Linked DNA regions of Homo sapiens: all the other regions are linked to region 3. A link is an interaction called in ENCODE POLR2A ChIA-PET data of the cell type or tissue named here. Cell type or tissue: A673. All regions are shown on one strand.

Region 1 (4,000 bases), 130 kb after region 3:
TTTTCATTTGAATATGGACACACATAACGTTCCACTCATTCAACAAGTGTGTTCCTCTAAGGCAGCAAGCTCATTACTAAGAAGAGAGAAAGAGTGGAATAAAACATCGTACCTATCACTAAGTGACTCAAAATGTAATGAGGGAAGTTAACATGCACACACACACCAGAAGGCAGGTTGAAGGGGTTCCCTGCTCTAGTAAAGGTGCAGAGAGATTAATGCCATCTGGAATCACCGGAGGTTTCATTGAAGAGACGCCATTTCTCAGAACTGGAGAATCTGTAACATTACCTGACCTTTCCCCTCTTTTCCACTCACTCAACTCTTTTTCTCTACATTTATACAAAACAGGTACATTTGACAGCTACCCTATCTCTTGTTGCTTAATTCATATCACTAACTATAACACCATTTCTTTTATATAAGATATCAATTAGTGTTAGGTATATTTTCAGTATTAAATGTATTACTATAAGGCCAGGTGCGGTGGCTCACACCTGTAATCCCAACACTTTGAGAGGCTGAGGAGCATGGATTGCTTGAGCCCAGGAGTTCAAGACCAGGTTGGGCAACATGGCCAAAGCCCATCTCTACAAAATATACAAAAGTTAGCCAGTGTAGTGGCATGCACCTGTAGTCCCAGCTACTCAGGAGGCTGAGGTGGGAGGATTGCTTGAGTCTGGGAGGCAGAGGTTGCAGTGAGCTGAGATCGCACCACTGCACTCTCCAGCCTGGGTGACAGAGCCAGACCATTTCAAAAAAACCAAAAATGTATTACTATAAGTATTTCTTTTATTAAAGTTGTATTTATTCAAGGGTTGTTCCATTATACCCATAAGCCACTGAAATATTTCCAAAATTCCTTATAAGCTATATCTTCTCAACTATTTCTTTTTTTTTTTTTTTTTTTTTTTGAGATGGAGTCTCGCTCTGTCGCCCAGGCCGGACTGCGGACTGCAGTGGCGCAATCTCGGCTCACTGCAAGCTCCGCTTCCCGGGTTCACGCCATTCTCCTGCCTCAGCCTCCCGAGTAGCTGGGACTACAGGCGCCCGCCACCGCGCCCGGCTAATTTTTTGTATTTTTAGTAGAGACGGGGTTTCACCTTGTTAGCCAGGATGGTCTCGATCTCCTGACCTCATGATCCACCTGCCTCGGCCTCCCAAAGTGCTGGGATTACAGGCGTGAGCCACCACGCCCGGCCTCAACTATTTCTTAAACATAGATTCCATTTATTGGTTCGGATTTCTGGTTCAGAAAAAAAAGTCACCACAAAATAATCATGAAAAAAGCCAGCCTAGGATTTCAAGTCTATAGTGGAAAGTACATGATAATCCAAACACAAAACAACTAAGAACTGTCATTATTTTGTCTGTGGGTATGTTTTGTATTTATTGTTTTTCATTTAAAACTGGCCCACATGAAGATGGGCACAGAGCTGCTGCCATTGATGGGGCAAAAGAAAGAGCATGATATCACAGAACGTAAACCTGGAGTAGTAGAGGTTTATCTATATTTACACTTAACAGGCTTTTGACACACTTGGGGATAAAGAGTGCAAGTTTTATAGTCAAAAAGATGTGTGTTTGAACCTGGGCTTCACCGTTCCAAGCAATCACATTCAGCAATCATTTCAGGCCTCTAAGCTTCGTTTCCTCACAGGTATAATTTTCCTATTTCACAGACTCAGTATAAAGATTACTAACAACTTAGGCAAGTCATCTAGTACACTGCCTGGCACAGAGCAAGCTATCAATGAATGATAGTTAAAATAATCAGTATTATTATTATTATGAACCCTAACTGGAAGCCAATGAGGCAGGCACAGGCACATCAAGCCACTTTGGGGATCCGAAAAGCAAGTAAAAAGTACAAAGTAAACTTCTTTTTACCATGCTTAAGAACAACCAGAATATATGATTTCAATAATTATGACAACTCTCAAAACAAGTCCAGTACAGTGGTTGAGAATATACACTCTGGAAACTACTCCAGAAATTCCACTTTACCACTTAACAGCTGAGAGACTTTCAGCAAGTTGCTTAAAGATTTCCTTTCCTCAACCAAAAAACAGAGCTAATAATGTCCTTTTAAGTACTTCGTGGGTACAGTGGCTCACACCTGTAATCCCAGCACTTTGAAAGGCCAAGATGGGACTATCACTTGAGGCCAGGAGTTCAAGACCAGCCTGAGCAACACAGCAAGACCCCGTTTCTACAAAAAAATTTTTTTAATTAGCTAGGTGTGGAGGTGGGTGCCTGTAGTCCCAGCTACTCGGGAGGCTGAGGCAGGAAGATCACTTGAGCCCAGGAGTTTAAGGCTGCAGTGAGCTATCATCATGTCACTGCACTCCAGCCTGGGCAACAGAGCAATACTCTGTCTCAAAAAAATAACGAGTACTTCGTGGGGATCTTGTGATGGTTAAAAGAAATAAGATAACCCATGGAATGCTCTTAGCAAAGCATCTGTCAACAGTAAGTACTCCGAATGTTAACTATCAGACTGTCCATGAAACCCGTGGAACCTGCAAGGAGTTACTGCAAAGAGTCTGAATAAAGCTTGCAACACTAGTATGTATTTCAGACAGATGTACTATTTTTCTATAGTACAGAGTTCAATGTGACTAATAAAATACTAATTACATTGAGTTCTACTCATTATAGCTTTTAAAAACAGGCAATGATTGTTGAAAAATGTTCAAACAATAGAGAAACATACAAAGTAAAAAGTGTGATCATTCATCCACCCCCTCCCGCCCCCACCAACCCAAGCCTCAGGCCCCAAGTCCACTTTACAGGGTAAGTCACTGGAAAGTACTGTAGTAGGCACTCTTCAGATCCTATCTTTCAATACACACATAAAGTTGGGGAAGCGTGGTTGGATATTTTACAAAATGGGATCATACTATATGCATTATTTGTTTATTCAACAATATTTCACAGATATCTTTCCGTACAAATGTAAAAAATCCTAACTCATTCTTTTTAGTCACTGTTGAATGCTTTGAATTATAGACAAATAGTAATTTATTAATCCATTATAATAGGCATTTAGTTTACCTCTAATTTTTTGCTATTGAAAATAATCCCACAAGCCTGAGCCAGGAGGTCAAGGCTACAGCAAGCTGTGATCTCACTACTGCACTCCAGCTTGGGCAAAAGAGTGAGACCCTATCTCCAAAATAAATAAATAATCCCACAGTGGGCCAGGCACAGTGGCTGACATCTATAATCCCAACACTTAGGGAGGTCAAGGCAGGAGGCTCACTTGAGGCAAGGAGTTCAAGACTAGCCTGGACAACATAGCAAGACCCCATCTCCACATAAAATTTAAAAATTAGCCAAGCATAGTGGTGCATGCGTGTAGTCCCAGTTACTTGGGAGGCTGAGGTGGGAGGATTGTGTAAGCCCAGGAGTTCAAGGTTACAGTGAGCTATCATGCCACAGCATTCCAGTCTAGGCACCAAGGCAAGATCCTGTCTCTAAAAATAACAATAATTATCATCATGATCTCACAATGAACACTTTGTTTGATGGGCATTCAACAAATGTGTAGCTATTTCTGTTGAACTGCTTCCTGACAGTGGATCTGCTAAGTCAAAGGTTTTGCACATTTTATATGTTGATAAGAAATGCCTAATTATCCTCCAAAAAGGAAGTACTCATTGTATTCTCTGTAAGTAACCATCTTCATAAAAAACAGAAACAAAAAAGTATCCTATTGTGGAAAAACTGAAATTTTTCTACATTAAGAAGTGACCCTCTGGCCAGGTGCAGTGGCTCACACTTATAATCCCAGCACTTTGGGAGGCTGAGGTGGGTGGATCACTTGAGGTCAGGAGTTCAAGACCAGCCTGGCCAACATGGCAAAACCCTGTCTCTACTAAAAATACAAAGATTACTTGGGCATGGTGGTGCACACCTGTAATCTCAACTACTCAGGAGGCTGAGGCATGAGAACTGCTTGAACCCAGGAGGCAGAGGTTGCAGTGAGCTAAGATCG
Region 2 (4,000 bases), 110 kb after region 3:
GTGGATCATGAGGTCAGGAGATCGAGACCATCCCGGCTAACAAGGTGAAACCCCGTCTCTACTAAAAATACAAAAAATTAGCCGGGCACGGTGGCGGGCGCCTGTAGTCCCAGCTACTCGGGAGGCTGAGGCAGGAGAATGGCGTGAACCCGGGAAGCGGAGCTTGCAGTGAGCCGAGATTGCGCCACTGCAGTCCGCAGTCCGGCCTGGGCGACAGAGCGAGACTCCGTCTCAAAAAAAAAAAAAAAAAATATATATATAGGGTTACTGTGAGGCTCAAAAATTAAACTGCAGCAATAAAATTAGTGAAGGCACTTGGTAAACTGTAATGCATTATTAGTTAAGAAATTTAAAAGTACACCTCCTCATATTGAAACAATATTAAGCAAACTTTCTATCTTAGAAGTGTTGCAGCATTTAAAAATGCAGAAATAATTATATAGAGTATGAAATATTGTGTCCAAACTGAATACATCAGCAGCAATTATAAAATATGTTTTCTCCTGTTACCCCTTGCATAATCCGTTACATGCAGTAACTGCAGCGATAATCAATAAGCTAACTGGGTAAAAGATCAATCAGCTTTGCAATTGCTAATGGAATCTCCAGTACTAGACTCAGATTAGTTTCAGAGTCCCTCTGAGCTGTTCTTCAAAATTCTTCAGTCATTTTAATAAGGATGTGACAAAGTTTAGCATAGTTACCAAAAATCTAATTAATTTGAAACAGAGGGCCAGATTCAACAAGGGGATAACAAGTACAATTTTTTGCTTTGTTTTGTTTGCAAGTTTACTACAGTGTTCATATTTGTTATAAATCTAATTCTAATGCTAATGGCACAATTCAATCAATAATTACATTTTTTTCTTCATGGAAATCTGCCATATTTTTTAAAAAACTTGAGTTCCAAAACAGCACAGTTTAAGTTTATGAGGCACAAATTTTCTATTAAGAAAGAGAGAAGGATGGAAGCAGTGGCTCATGCCTGTAATCCCAGCACTTTGGAAGGCCAAGGCAGGCAGATCACCTGAGATCAGGAGTTCAAGACCAGCCTGGCCAACATGGTTAAATCCTGTCTCTACTAAAAATATAAAAATTAGCCAGGCGTGGTGGTGTGCACCTGTAATCCCAGCTACTCAGGAGGCTGAGACAGAATTGCTTGAACCCAGGAGGCAGAGGTTGCAGTGAGCCGAGATCGTGCCATTGCACTCCAGCCTGGGCGACACAGCAAGACTCCATCTTAAAAAAAAAAAAAAAAAAAAAGAAAGAAAGAAAGAAAGAAAAAAAGAAGAGAAAACAGAGACAGAGATAGAGAGATAGAGATAGAGGGAGAGAACTAACCCTCACTCATTGGATACCTATGTGTGTTAGGCTCAGCACTACATATCTACATTTATTCACTTAGTTTTTTACAATCCTATCCTATTCTATAAGTATCATCACCTCTATTTAACAGATGAAGCAAATGGTTTATCAGTAAACAAACAAACAAAAAAATTACTCCTTTCATTCTAGGCCATGCCATGCACTCAGGGCATAAAACGTATATTTATTGCTTACAAGTTAAGAAGTAGGTTATCTCATATTTCTCATACCTCAAAACATTTACCTAAATAGGTAGGGTTACCTGGTAGACTGCTGAGCTGGTGGAGAGCTGTGGCTTCGCTCACACCCTGTGCAGGTTAGGTTATATCCTCTGATCTTTCAGAGGCTGGCGAAGCAGTGTGAAGACATCTGTGCTGATGGGTGACCTAGGTGACCTCTGGCTCTTTCTTTGGCAACAACCACTCCCCCACTGCCCTCCCCCGCCCCGCCACCTCCATGGGTTTTCCTACTTCTCCAACCACTCCATTCGGTTTCCTGTAAGTGGTTATTACCCCATCTCTCCTTTAAATGCAGGATTTCCCCCACTGTTTTTCATTAGCCTTCTCATTTTACACTCTCCTTGAGTTACTTTAGCCACTTCAAAGTTTCAACTACCAGAGGAATCACTGAGACTAATTAGGAGCTGATGAATCACAAATCTTTATTTCCAGCCCAGATTTCTCTCCTAAGTTCTGAAACATAACCAGTTGATTGTGCAGAGCCTCCTCCAATTCAACAGGTCCAAAACTGATTTCCTCTCCTATCCCCTATCAGACCCTAGACCTGTCTTCTGCTGCCTGGGTTTATGGTCTCAGGAAATACCATCACTATGACCCTGTTTCCCAAACCAGAAATCTGGAAGTAATCCAAACCATCTCTCTTCTCTTCTCCCCCGTATTTAACCACTAAATTTTATTTTATTTTGTTTTATTTTTATTATTATTTTTTGAGATGGAGTCTCACTCTGTCGCCCAGGCTGGAGTGCAGCGGTACGATCTCGGCTCAGTGCAACATCCGCCTCCCAGGTTCAAATGATTCTCCTGTCTCAGCCTCCTGAGTAGCTGGGACTACAGGCGCCCGACACCACGCCCAGCTAATTTTTGTATTTTTAGTAGAGACGGGGTTTCCCCATGTTGGCCAGAATGGTCTCGATCTCTTTACTTCGTGATTCGCCCACCTCGGCCTCCCAAAGTGCTGGGATTACAGATGTGAGCCACAGCACCTGGCCTTATTTTGTTTTTTTGAGATGGAGTCTTGCTCTGTCACCCAGGCTGGAGTGCAATGGTGCGATCCTGGCTCAATACAACTTCCGCCTCCTGGGTTCAAGTGATTCTCCTGCCTCAGCCTCCCGAGTAGCTGATACTACAGGCGCCCACCACCATGCCCAGCTAATTTTTGTATTTTTAGTAGAGATGGGGTTTCACCATGTTGGCCAAGCTGGTCTCAAACTCCTGACCTCACGTGATCCACCCACCTTGGCCTCCCAAAGTGCTGGGATTACAGGCATGAACCACTATGCCCAGCCTACTAAATTTTATTAACTTGACATCCTCCCCACTTCTCAAATCTGTTAACTTCTCACCAGTCCAGTGACCACCATTGTCTTTCACAAGGAACAGCCCCCTAAGTGGCTTCCACGCTTCATAAATTCTCTACCCCAAGCCACTCTTGAGAAATACTGTTATCAGAAAGGGATCCTTATCCATACCCCAAGAGATGGTTCTTGGATGTCGTGCCAGAAAGAATTTGGGGTAATTCTACAGAGTAAAGTGAAAGCAAGTTTATTAAGAAAGTAAAGGAATAAAAGAATGGCTCCACCAATAAACCCAGTCAGAGCTGGGTGTTCCCAAAAGCAAGAGGAGGAACACATCTACCTTATGTACAATGTTTGTTTATATGTAAAATAACAAAGCAAAAAACCATATGGAGGAGATGCGCTGCACTACAAGGCTGGTGACACAGGATTATTCATCTTTGTGTAACTACTGTCTTCCACAAGAAGATATTATTATTTAAAGATATTATCTTTAAAGCAAAACTCAGAATGCTTTTGTTCTTAAGATATCAGGACATCAGGACATTTCCTTGGTCTGTTAAGTCCTGAATCTGTTTGGTAAATGCTATTAACCTGTTCCCTTAACTCTAAACATCCTGTAACTAAGAATGCCTGACTTCCTGGGGCTGCGGCCCAGCAGGTCGCAGCCTCATTTTACCCAGCTTCTATTCAAGATGGAGTCTGATATGGTTTGGATTTGTGTACCCGCCCACAAATCTCATGTTTAATTGGAGGAGGGGTCCTGTGAGAGATGACTGGATCATGGGGGTGGATTTCCCCCTTGCTGTTCTCATGATAGTGAGTGGATTCTCACGAGATCTGATGGTTTAAAAGTGTGTGGCAACTCCCGCCCCACCCTCTACCCAACTGTCTCTCCTGCCACCCTGTGAAGAAAGTACTTGCTTCCCCTTTGTCTTCTGCCATGATTATAAGTTTCCTGAGGCCTCCCCAGCCATGCAGAACTGTGTCAATTAAACCTCTTTTCTTTATAAATTACCCAGTCTCAAATAGCTCTTTATAGCAATGTTGTTAGAGGCATTTGAACCAGAGCAACTCCATCTTGAGTGAGGGCTAGGAAAA
Region 3 (4,000 bases):
CCAGGATGGTCTTGATCTCCTGACCTCATGATCTGCCTGCCTTGGCCTCCCAAAGTGCTGGGATTACAGGTGTAAGCCACCACATCCAGCCAACCTACAGCTCTTAAGAATAGCTCCAGGGGCCAGGCGCAGTGGCTCACACCTGTAATCCCAGCACTTTGGGAGGCCAAGGCGGGTGAAACATGAGATCAGGAGATCGAAATGAGCCTGGCCAACGTGGCAAAACCCTGTCTTTACTAAAAATACAAAAAATTAGCTGGGTGTGGTGGCGTGTGCCTGTAGTCCCAGCTACTTGGGAGGCTGAGGGCTGAGGCAGGAGAATCGCTTGAACCCAGGAGGCGGAGGTTGCAGTGAGCTGAGATCACACCACTGCACTCCATTGTGGCAATAGAACAAGACTCTATCTTAAAAAAAAAAAAATAGCTCTAGAAACACTGAAATGATTTGATTTTTTTTTCTTGTTTGTTTTCAGCTTCACTCGAAGCCATAGACAACAGCACAACAGATTAGGCAGAAAGATTACTTTTAAGGAGGTAGTTATATTTATGCTTATTTTAATGCAATATCAAGTTATGGAAAACAAACAGCAATTGAAGGCATACAGCTTTTCATTCAGTTCACTTAAAAACATCACAGCCTTTCTTCTGTAAGCAAAGCACAGAAAAGATGAGTCATTAAAGTGATTGATTATAAATGGCAATCATCAGGGCAGATGTAAGTCATTTTGGTTTAATCAGGGCATTAATTATTAGGGTTTATCAATTAGTTTTATTGAAGGCAAGGGAGCTCAAATGAATACTAGGGCATTGATTTTAACTGAGACATTTTCTCAAAGAAAATACAAATGAGGTGTGTTGAAGCCTGGAATTATGGGTCCTTTTCATACCACTAAAGAGAAATAAGTTTCTTCTACCGCAACACATAAACCTTTAGTGAAAAAGCAAACTAACTTATTCTCCTTTTGCATTAAAAATATCAAGTTTAGGTGTTTCCTAATTTAAGGTTTGGGTTTAAGCTATCTTGGCCAAGAGATGACTATCATTTTGGAAATAGTAAGATAAAGGCACAATGTAAAGTGGCTCATTTTTAATATCCAATACTCCTTTTTTCATTTTAAAAGATTTAGTCATTTTATGCAGTAGGCTTTTATAGGCATCAAAATAGATTCCTGTGGGTCAGATTCCCTTAAAGGAAGCAGAGTGATGCCCTGGAAGGTGCCGCTGCATACTGACTGTGAGACTGGACGAATCATTTAAACCTCTCTGAGCATACATGTACGTGTGGGTGTGTGTACTCACAACACTCACATGCTCAGTGTTGAGCACACAATTTCACTTAATTCTCATAACAATCCTGAATTCTCACTGACAACCTTGCCAGTGTTGGAAGATCAGATATCATCCCTGATCTTGTACATCATATCCTGTATATGATATCCTGATATCTGATATCTTGATATCTGATCTTCCTACATTGACAAGGCTGTTAAGAGAATGAAGTGGGCCTGTGTGCTTAGCACTGCTGGCACAGAGCTAGAGGTCAGTGAAATGTTGAATGAATCAGATGAATGGGAAAAACATTTTGTAAACTTGAATGTACCAAATATACTATAAAGCTACTGCTTTGTAGAATCAGTAATGATGACTTCCACTCTAGGAAATCAGGATGTGGATCATTTAATACATTGGCTCATATCCAAATGCTAAATGAGGTTAACTTTCATTATACCAGCTCCACCTGAAGGCAGGCTTCTTCTAGGGTAGCAAGTGTGTTCAGCTGGGATCACAGACGAGTTAACATTATCCAATCACAACATGTGTCTCCTGTCACAATACTGTCTCACTCCTTCAGTGAGATTTCACAGTAAGCTGGGCTTTTTAACGATGATGCAATAAATCTTTGAGTTGCAGCAGTGACAGCCCAAGTAGATAATAGGTGGTTATGATGCAGTTCCATCCAATAACTTGAAATGCTTAGAAGATTATTAGAAAAATATCAGTGAGCAGAAAGAATGGAAGAGTTTACTAAAAGAGCCTTCTGTCATGCTAAGGATAATAGTAGGTGGTTTTAGGTAAATAAAAATCAGCCTCAAAGTGTCTTTAAAACTTAAACATAAAGCTATCATATGACCTTTGTAGTCACTATGTGGTCACTCTTTAACAAAGTATGAAACATTGGTTCATTATACTAATCATATAATATATACCAATGGTAAAATAATTATTTCTTCTCAAATCTGATATGTGCTAGATGGCCTGATAAACTATGATTTACAAATATCTAAAGAAATATACCAATTCCACTCCTAGGTATTTACTCAAGAGAAATGAAAATACAGAACCACATAAAGACTTGTGTATGAAAAGTAGTATTATTCATAATCGTCCCAAAGTGGATACAATGCCAAATATCCCTCTACTAGTAAATAAGCAGACAAAATGTGATATATCCATACAATGGAATACTATTCAACAATAAAAAGGAATGAACTATAGACACATGCTATAATACAGACACATCTCAAAAACATCATGCTAAGTGAAAGAAGTCAGGCACAAAGATTTCATGTGGTATGTTTCTGCTTATATAAAATGTCCAGAAAAGGCAAATCTGTAAAAGTCAGAAAGTAAATCAGTGGTTCCCTGGGGCTGAGGACAGGAGCAGGGAGTGATTGCCAATGAACATGAGGACACTTTTTTGGGGTGATGAAAATGTTCTAAAACTGGATTATGGTTATGGTTGCACAACTTTATAAACTTACTAAAAATCACTGAATTGAGTAGATGAATTTTATGGCATGCAAATTATATATCAATAAAGCTGTTTTAAAAAATCAACCTCAAAACACAACTTGATTTCTCATTACCATGACTAATTACTAATAAATAAATTGATAATCCATAGTTTCTGCAGGTGCTTTTGTGGTCACTGTGGTCACTCTCTTACCCTATAACAAAGTATGAAAGATCAGTTAATTACATATACTATATATCAATGGTAAAATGGTTATTTCCTCTTAGAACTGATATGCTCTAGGCCTGATAAACCGCAATTACAAATATTTAAAGAAAGATATTAATTTTAAAATGTTACTTTTGTGTATTTAAGATTATTTCAAGAAATGAGTAAGGCTATGTCTATAAAATGTAAAAACAACTGATTCAAACATGAAAAATTTGGTCCACCAACCATAGTTGCCTCAATAACCGCAAGTAGCTGCTCTGATTTTCAGGCTGGACTGATTTTTTCCCCCCACTGAATTGGCCAAATTGACTGTGGAAATTGGTATCGTGTTGAGACAACCCATGTTGCCACCCATAACTGCCTCACGCAGGAAACTGTATCTTTACACATTCTGCATCAATTAGCCATTAAACAATCCACATAAACAGCATCAAGCAGAAGCTTGCTAATAAAGGCCAGAGCCTCAAGAGCATGTGCTTTCCCAACATCTTCACAAAAGGGCTCCTCCGCCCACTGCCCAGCCCCTGCCCCCAGCACAATCAGGGGTCAGGGTGGGAGGTTACCCTTGGCTAGGATCTGGCTGGGTGCCGAGGGGGCTGTTCAAAACAAATAAAAGCTCCTTCACAAAACTACAGTTGGAGTTACTTAATGTGCTTTGTATAGGGACCCAAACGGTAATTTCCTTGTAAGATTAGTTCTTTTTTTTTTTTTTTTTTGAGATGCAGTGTCACTCGGTTGCCAGGCTGGAGTGCAGTGGCACGATCTCACCTCACTGCAACCTCCGACTCTCAGGTGCAAGCAATTCTCCTGCCTCAGCCTCCTGAGTAGCTGGGACTACAGGTGCTCACCACCATGCCCCGCTAATTTTTGTATTTTTAGTAGAGATGGGGTTTCTCCATATTGGCCAGGCTGGTCTCAAACTACTGACCTCATGATCCTACCGCCTCGGCTTCCCAAAGTGTTGGGATTACAGGCGTGAGCCACTGTGCCCGGTGTCTGGTAAGATCAGTTCTAAAGAAAATTGTGATTTTTGTAT

The links. ChIA-PET counts read pairs that join two places held together with the same protein. Peaks named below come from ENCODE experiments on the same cell type or tissue, not always from the same donor. Only the 100,000 strongest peaks of a DNase experiment are listed, where the experiment ranks them.
Region 1: POLR2A ChIA-PET joins it to region 3 with 5 read pairs; 3 of 35 experiments call an interaction of 5 or more read pairs at or near these places.
Region 2: POLR2A ChIA-PET joins it to region 3 with 8 read pairs; 3 of 35 experiments call an interaction of 5 or more read pairs at or near these places.

The regions. Positions count from the first base shown.
Region 1 is chr15:67,550,834-67,554,833 of GRCh38, reverse strand. The region is part of intron 2 of MAP2K5 (mitogen-activated protein kinase kinase 5); the gene reads right to left. Among named protein-coding and RNA genes, the nearest start is that of MAP2K5, 10 kb to the right of the region's middle. In A673, no CTCF peak of the experiment used is centred here; no DNase peak of the experiment used is centred here; H3K27ac peaks cover 562 bases.
Region 2 is chr15:67,573,180-67,577,179 of GRCh38, reverse strand. The region is part of intron 3 of MAP2K5 (mitogen-activated protein kinase kinase 5); the gene reads right to left. Among named protein-coding and RNA genes, the nearest start is that of MAP2K5, 32 kb to the right of the region's middle. In A673, no CTCF peak of the experiment used is centred here; a DNase peak (open chromatin) is centred at 1,969.
Region 3 is chr15:67,678,643-67,682,642 of GRCh38, reverse strand. All of the region lies in intron 13 of MAP2K5 (mitogen-activated protein kinase kinase 5), which reads right to left. Among named protein-coding and RNA genes, the nearest start is that of MAP2K5, 140 kb to the right of the region's middle. In A673, no CTCF peak of the experiment used is centred here; a DNase peak (open chromatin) is centred at 1,882; H3K27ac peaks cover 1,703 bases.